2 separate regions of the Homo sapiens genome follow, and region 1 is linked to region 2. Evidence: chromatin contacts called from ENCODE Hi-C data. All regions are on one chromosome and are shown on one strand. Each heading gives the region's core, a stretch centred on a gene start or an enhancer-like site at or near the end of the contact. The rest is flanking DNA. Distances are from core to core; before and after follow the strand shown. Region 1 has its middle 100 kb from the start of LINC03062. Region 2 overlaps SEMA4D (semaphorin 4D).

Region 1 (3,769 bases), core at 568-3,067, 320 kb before region 2:
CTGGGTGCAATGGCTCATGCCTGTAATCCCAGCATTTTGGGAGGCCGAGGCGGGCAGATCACCTGAGTTCAGGAGTTTGAGACCAGCCTGGCCAACATGGTGATACCTCATCTCTACTAAAAATAGAAAAATTAGCTGGGTGTGGTGGCACGCACTTGTAGTCCCAGCTACTCGGGAGGCTGAGGCTGGAGAATCGCTTGAATCTGGGAGGCAGAAGTTGCAGTGAGCCGAGATCTCACCACTGCACTCCAGCCTTGTAGAGCAATTCTCCATCTCAAATAAATAAATAAATAAATATAAAAATAAAAATAATGACATCTCAATTGAATTGATAGAGTCATTTTACCTCTTTTGTCCTTTTTCAATTAATAAATAATAAAAATAACTATTTCAGTGTACTGTTCTATGAGCTTTAAGACATGTATAGATTGTGTAACCACCACTGCAACTGGGATACAGAGATGTTCTATCCCCCAAGAAAACTCCCTGTACCTCCCCTTTATATTCACAACCTCCCCCACCCCAACCGCTTACAACTACCAATCTACTCTTTCTCCCTAGGTCACCTTTTCAGGAATGTCATATACATGGATGTGTAGCCTTTTGAGATTGCCTTCTTTCACCCTAATGCCTTGGAGGCTCATTCAAGTTGTCGCAGGGATCAATAGTTTGTTCTTTCTTACCCCTCAGTTGTGTTTCACGGTATGTCGGAGCATTTGGGGGCCTGGCTTGCTTCACTTAACATAACATCCTTAAGATTCATCCGTGGCCAGGCGCGGTGGCTCAAGCCTGTAATCCCAGCACTTTGGGAGGCCGAGGCGGGCGGATCACGAGGTCAGGAGATCGAGACCATCTTGGCTAACACGGTGAAACCCCGTCTCTACTAAAAATACAAAAAATTAGCCGGGCGCGGTGGCGGGCGCCTGTAATCCCAGCTACTCGGGAGGCTGAGGCAGGAGAATGGCATGAACCCGGGAGGCGGAGCTTACAGTGAGCCGAGACAGCACCACTGCAGTCCAGCCTGGGAGAAAGAGCGAAACTCCGTCTCTAAAAAAAAAAGAGAAAAAAAAAAAAAAGATTCATCCGTGTTGTGGCCAGGCACCTTGGCTCACGCCTGTAATCTCAGCACTTTGGGAGGCTGAGGCGGGTGTACCACAACATCAGGAGATCGAGACCATCTTGGCTAACATGTTGAAACCCCGTCTCTACTAAAAATACAAAAAATTAGCCGGGCGCAGTGGCATGCACCTGTAATCCCAGCTGCTCAGGAAGCTGAGGCAGGAGAATCGCTTGAACCCAGGAGGCGGAGGTTGCAGTGAGCCGAGATAGCACCACTGCACTCTAGCCTGGCAAAAGAGCAAGACTCCATCACACACACACACACACACAAAAAAAAAATTTCATCCATGTTGTAGCATGGGGCAGAACTTCATTACTTCTTACGGCTGAATTACACTCCATGTATGTTGTTTTAAAATGTGCTGGGGATTTGTTTCAATCAGGTGTAGTAAGAAATTCAGACACAGAAAAGACTGTTAGGAAGGAGAAAGTTAATATTCACAGACTCTGGACACAGGAGGCAGGGCACGCCACACCCCGGGCCACACAAGGAAGCACCAGGGTGGGTCAGGGGGCAGGGGTGGGGACGGGGGCAGGGGGTGCAGACGTGGGCAGGAGCCTTTATTGGGGTTTCCGCAGGAAGGAACAAGCGAGGCAGGGTAAGCAGGCTTAGGGTTGGCTAGTTTGCATGATTTCAGCAGGCTCTAGGGTGCAGGGGCTGTCCCTAGGTGTCTCGTACGTGCCCTGGGCTGATGAGTGCAGGGAGATAGTGCCCTGGACTGTGAGAGCCCCATAGAGGAGGTAGTTGGGGTGGCTTGGGACTGGCTGGTTTGCTTATGAAAGGGATGTTTGCAGGGGAACTTCACTGGAAATCAGCTGGTCCCTGGAACGAGCAGCCCCTCCAGGGTCAGCAAGGTCCCAGATGTCACAGCATCAGGAAATAGTAAAAATTAAAAACCTAATTAATACATATGTATAGACCACATGTTGTTTATCTACTCATCCATCGATTGCCTCCTGGGCTGTTTCTAACTTTTGGCTATTGCAAATAACGCTGCTAGCAACATCGACATAGCAGTGTCTGTCCAAGCCCCAAGCAGCCTAGATATATTTAAAGTGCAGTTAGGAACTTTTTTTTCCCCAGAAAATGAGGAAGGAGGTAGCAACAAAATCAAGGGTTGAAATACAAAATAGTCTTAACTCACAGAAGATGTTTGGGGCTAAGTTCTCACCCCCAGCTCCATTTTTTCCATCATTCTTGGCCGAAAGAATCAGAAACCCTGTTTCTAGACTGATAGCCACCACCCAGCCATGGCTCCTTTCCTGAAGCAGAAAATGACCCGGGTCTAGCAGCGTGGCTCTGATTACAGACAGGGAGTGAGCCATATCAGGTGCACTGAGAGCCCTTTGCCAACACAAAAAGCTACTCGCAAGCCCAAAATACTGAGGCACAGTGACCTCTGAGGCCGGGTCCCCTTTGCCACTCCACCACTGAGCCCCTGCCTGTCTGACCACCAGGGCCAGCACGTGGATCCCTGTCTCCAAGGTGAGGACAGCACCCCCGTGGCCCTTCTGGCCTTGTTGGAGATATTAATGATGCAGTATCATCAGAAGTCCGAGAAATAAGGACATAGATAACGACTAGGTCTTTCAAGGAAAGAAAATACTGGTCATTACTAGAACCCTTGATGACCAGTTTTTCAGATTTTTTCATTGTACTCTTTCTTGGGTTATTTTCAAAAACAGTCAACCCATGCACAACAATGCATGTGATAACCATCTTCTAGCATTAAGGAGGAAAGGCACCTCTGACTCAAAATCAGCCCAAAGATCACTAAACCCTGCAGTTGCTGAGGTCAGCTGGAAGCTCTTCCTCCTCTAAGCCCCAGCTTCTCCTCGCTCAGACGCTAACCATGACTCTTGTGAATTTCTCAAGCGGCTTGGAGAAAATGAGAGAAAGAAAGGATGTGGGTGCCACTTTGGAGATGATCAAGGAAAACTGAAAGACGAGTTAAATGCTTGGACAGTGCCCTCCAGCCTAAGGGAAGCTCTCCTGCAAGTGGCCACTGTGGCTGGAAGTCCATGGAGCCATTTGGCTTCCACTTCCTCTCTGGTTTTTCTGCATCCCTCATTAAACTTGGACTGTTTTGTTTTGTGTTGTTTTGTTTTTGTTTTTGTTTTTGTTTTGCCCCTTCCCAGGGCTTGCCAGCAAGAACAGCAAAAAGAGAAAGGACAGTCTCAAATTCAGAGAAATTAAGCTAATTTGAGGAACATGGGTCTTGATAGTGTTCTCATTTATATTTCCAACTCATTGGTTTCAATCACTGTAATACTTGACATCATGGAGCCAAACAGAAACATTCCTCGTTCATTCACTGGGCAAGTATGTATTGAGCATCTACAAGGAGCCACACTACTCTAGGTGGTAAGGATTCATCAGTGAGCAAGACAGAAAGGCTCCTGCTCTTCCTGAGCTTATCTACGGGGAAACAGGAGTGCACTGAATGATGGAGTTTCAGGGAGGACTGTGAACTTCAAAGAATGATAAAGCAGGAGCCAGGTATGTGAAGTGGAGGCAGGACCTCCGTGAGACCCTGCAGCTCAGGCATAGGATGCTCCCCACTGAGGGAACCTCAAAAGGAGGCCCAAGTAGGGGAGCTGTCTGACAGAGTTCATCTAGGGCAGCCTCTGAGGCACAGAGCAAGGTGAG
Region 2 (3,570 bases), core at 950-3,449:
AAATCACAGAGTAAACCATCATGGTTTAATGGAGATTGACGTTGATCTAGGAAAACCTATTTGCCCCTGCACTGCTCGTTTCTGTGGGATTCTGATTGGACCTTTCCGCACCTTGGTGTGGGCCGCCATTGTGGGGATAGTGCCATTTTGTTGGTTGTTTGTAACATTGTGTTTAACGTCCATGCCTTACAGTCCTCATTTGTGCAGTCTCATCTCTGGTGGTAGGGCTGTGTCTTACCCTCTCCCAGGGAAGTAGCTGTGGGGAGGAGGAGGTGCTGAGGGAGTAGTGGAGGGAGGGGAGTTGCTGAGGGAGTAGCTGGGGAAGGTGAAGTACTGAGGGAGTAGCTGAGAAAGGGGAGGTGCTGAGGGAGTAGCTGAGGGAGGAGAGGTACTGAGGGAGTAGGGAGGGAGGGGAGGTGCTGAGGAAGTAGCTGAGGGGGTGGAGGTGCTGAGGGAGTGGAGGTGCTGAGGGAGTAGCTGAGGGAAGGGAGGTACTGAGGGAGTAGTGGAGGGAGAGGAGGTGCTGAGGGAATAGCTGAGGGAGGGGAGGTGCTGAGGGAGTGGAGGTGCTGAGGGAGTAGCTGAGGGAGGGGAGGTGCTGAGGGATTAGTGGAGGGAGGGGAGGCACTGAGGGAGTAGCTGAGGGAGGGGAGGTGCTGAGGTAATAGCCGGGGGAGGTGAAGTACTGAGGGAGTAGCAGAGGGAGGGGAGGTGCTAAGGAAGTATCTGAGGGATAGGAAGGGGCAGAGGCCTGTTCTGGGTCACACAGCTGGGATGTGGCAGCATGGGAATCTGAACCAGGCAAGCTGGCCTCACAGCCGGCACTGCAGCTATCACAATATGCTTCCTCCATAGTTGGGGGAGAAACTAAGAAGCAATTAAGGTTTCTAATAGACTTGAAAGAAGCATAAAAAATGTTTGAGCTGGCCGGACACAGTGGCTCATGCCTATAATCCCAGCACTTTGAGAGGCCGAGGTGGACGGATCACCGAGGTTGGGAGTTTGAGACCAGCCTGACCAACATGGAGAAACCCTGTGTGTACGAAAAATACAAAATTAGCCAGGCATGGTGGCACATGCCTGTAATCCCAACTACTTGGGAGGCTGAGGCAGGAGAATCACTTGAACCCGGAAGGTGGAGATTGCAGTGAGCCGAGATCACGCCATTGCACTCCAGCCTGGGCAACAAGAGTGAAACTCCATCTCAATTTAAAAAAAAAAAAAAAAAGTTTGAGCTAGGTGACTTGTATTTTATAGCAAATATAGTATTACTTTGCAAAAATGACTTCAGCTCAACTAACTGAAAGTTTTAGAAGAGAGTCAAATGAAAATAAATCATGGAAGTTATGTGTGATTATTTCCCAGTTAAAGGAAGCAAACCTGTCAGCCTGATCAGTAGAAGCCCTGAGCCTCTGTTTAAGAAAGGCAAGAGAAGAACACATTGCTGACACATTGCTGACAGTCTCTAAAATGGTTATACAGGTTGTAACGACTACTAAAGATCCCAGCACTTGTGTCTTCTGTACTAACTTTATTAAGAGATTTCATCAAAATGGAGATTTTCAAGAACAGCAGACAGACATGATGGAACCATGGAATCTCCCCCGTGCCCATCTCCCAGTGCCCTCTGTGTGGTGCCTAGACCTCTGTAACATCACTGTGAACATTCCAGACAGAAAAGATTCTTGGCCGGGTACTGCTGGTGGTTAAAGAAAAATGAATTGTAAGTGGAGAGTTGGAAAGGATCGGAATGTCCCACATTATGATATTTAATTATGGAATATTGCACAGCCGTGACAGGCTGCTGAGGGCACCACGTAATAAACGGCACGGGGATGCGCACGCATGGTGCTCGGGGCAGGGACACACAGGACCTGGACGTGACCCACGCGGGCCCTCTTCCTCTACCAGCCTGTAGGCTCCAGCCTCTCTCTTGGACTTCAGGTCTCCTCTTGCATGGCTCCCAGCCTGCCTGTCCCACTTCCCATGTTACAGAGCCAGCAGGGCCCCCCAACCGTCCTGTGCGGTTGCTGTGGCCTGCCCTCCCCAAGCCAGAAAGCAGGGGCTGGGGGTCTACAGTCTATATCTGACTCTCACCTTCACCCCACACCCTCCAGTAGTGACTGTTGAGTGAATGAGTCAGAGTTTCTTAGAATGAGGAATTCACCAAAATGCCAGAAAGACCAGAACTGTATGTCATGTCTGTCTGCTGTTCTTAAAAATTTCCATTTTGATGAAATCTTCCTCTTAGTAAAGTTAGTACAGGAGACACCCGAGCTGGGATCTTACTTTAACCAGCGTTATAACCTGTGTAACCTTTTTAGAGATCGTCAGCAATGTGTTCTCTTGCCTTTCTTGAATTTTTCAAATTTTCTACAATTACTGTATTTTACTTTTGATATCAGATTTAAAATATTTTAGTTAGAAAACCACATGATTAAGGAAGGAATTCGAATAGTTCTAAAGAATCAAAATCATGAAAAATGAAGCACACTCCTTTTGCAGATCAAATTCTCTCTATAGGCATTGCTGCCAGCAGGTTCTTGATTAAATTGTGATCTCTTGAATCATCCTTCTGATGAGCCTGTGTGCACACCCACACACACACACACACGCACACACACGGTCACACACCATGTGCCTGCACAGACGGAAACATACTACTCACATTTTTGGGAACCTTACTTTTTACTGAACAGCGCCCTTTCATACAATTGCAGCTTTATTCTTTTTAACAGTTGCATAGTATTCCATCCTCTGGAATGTGCAATAATTTGTATAGAAAACGTTCTATGCTGTATCTGTGTGTACCCATGCACATAGACGCACACACACTGGTGGACTTCTGGGTGTCTTTGGAGTTTACCTATTGAATAGCCTCGTTCCAGTCATATTGCACACATGGGGTATATCCATACTGAATTCTTGGTAGAGGACTGTTGGATCAGAGATTCTGGATGTAGCTTCTTGGCAGGTGTTGCCCAGCAGGGTGCGGAAACATGTCCTCCGGGCCCTGTCTGTGTACTTTGTAGCCAGCCTTTCTCATGGGTGCCCTGCTCAGCAGAGTGTAATGGTATTGTGTTGTAATATGCATGCCTACCCCATCGAGGTGTGTGCTGCAGTGCCAATTTCAGCAGAAGGTCCCCCATTGCTCTCTGCCTCCGGAACTTCCTTACCTGCTTCTGGGCCAGGATGAGGAGATTGAGCAGAAGGGGCTCACGGCCCTCTCCCCGTCCACAGCCACAGCAGTGCTGCCTGTCACAGTGTTCCTAAGCCCTGCTTCCAGGAGTCTATGTGGACCTGGGGAAGCCCCGATCCCCCGTGTGTGCAGGAGGAGGCTGGTGGAGCCCACAGTCCCTGGCAGTAGGGGTTGTTAGATGTGCTAATAGCTGCACCCTGCTTGTTATATCTCTCTGAGTCTTCTTAGCTAGGCAGATATAACTGGCTTCATTTCACAAGTGGTAAGAATGATAGTTAATGCCTCCCAGTGCTTAAACAGCATCGGGCACCTAGGAAAGCACTAGGAAGCATTAACTGATTAGTCATGGATCCTCATAACCAAATGAGACA

What was found. Hi-C counts contacts between places; a loop is a spot of excess contacts on that map. Pooled maps may share reads with other maps.
Region 1: a loop to region 2 is called in a pooled map, with 5 times the contacts of the local background. The contact joins two enhancer-like sites. A Hi-C loop is called at or near these places in 4 of 37 single-sample maps with no recorded cell type and 8 of 50 pooled maps.

Annotation. Positions count from the first base shown.
Region 1 is chr9:89,738,864-89,742,632 of GRCh38, reverse strand. No RefSeq gene overlaps it. Among named protein-coding and RNA genes, the nearest start is that of LINC03062, 100 kb to the right of the region's middle. RefSeq lists a silencer at 1,585-1,634. Within about 2 kb of position 1,817, at least 2 of the 41 ENCODE cell types and tissues checked have a DNase peak (open chromatin) inside an H3K27ac peak, as active enhancers do.
Region 2 is chr9:89,420,845-89,424,414 of GRCh38, reverse strand. All of the region lies in intron 2 of SEMA4D (semaphorin 4D), which reads left to right. Among named protein-coding and RNA genes, the nearest start is that of SEMA4D, 75 kb to the left of the region's middle. Within about 2 kb of position 2,199, at least 6 of the 41 ENCODE cell types and tissues checked have a DNase peak (open chromatin) inside an H3K27ac peak, as active enhancers do.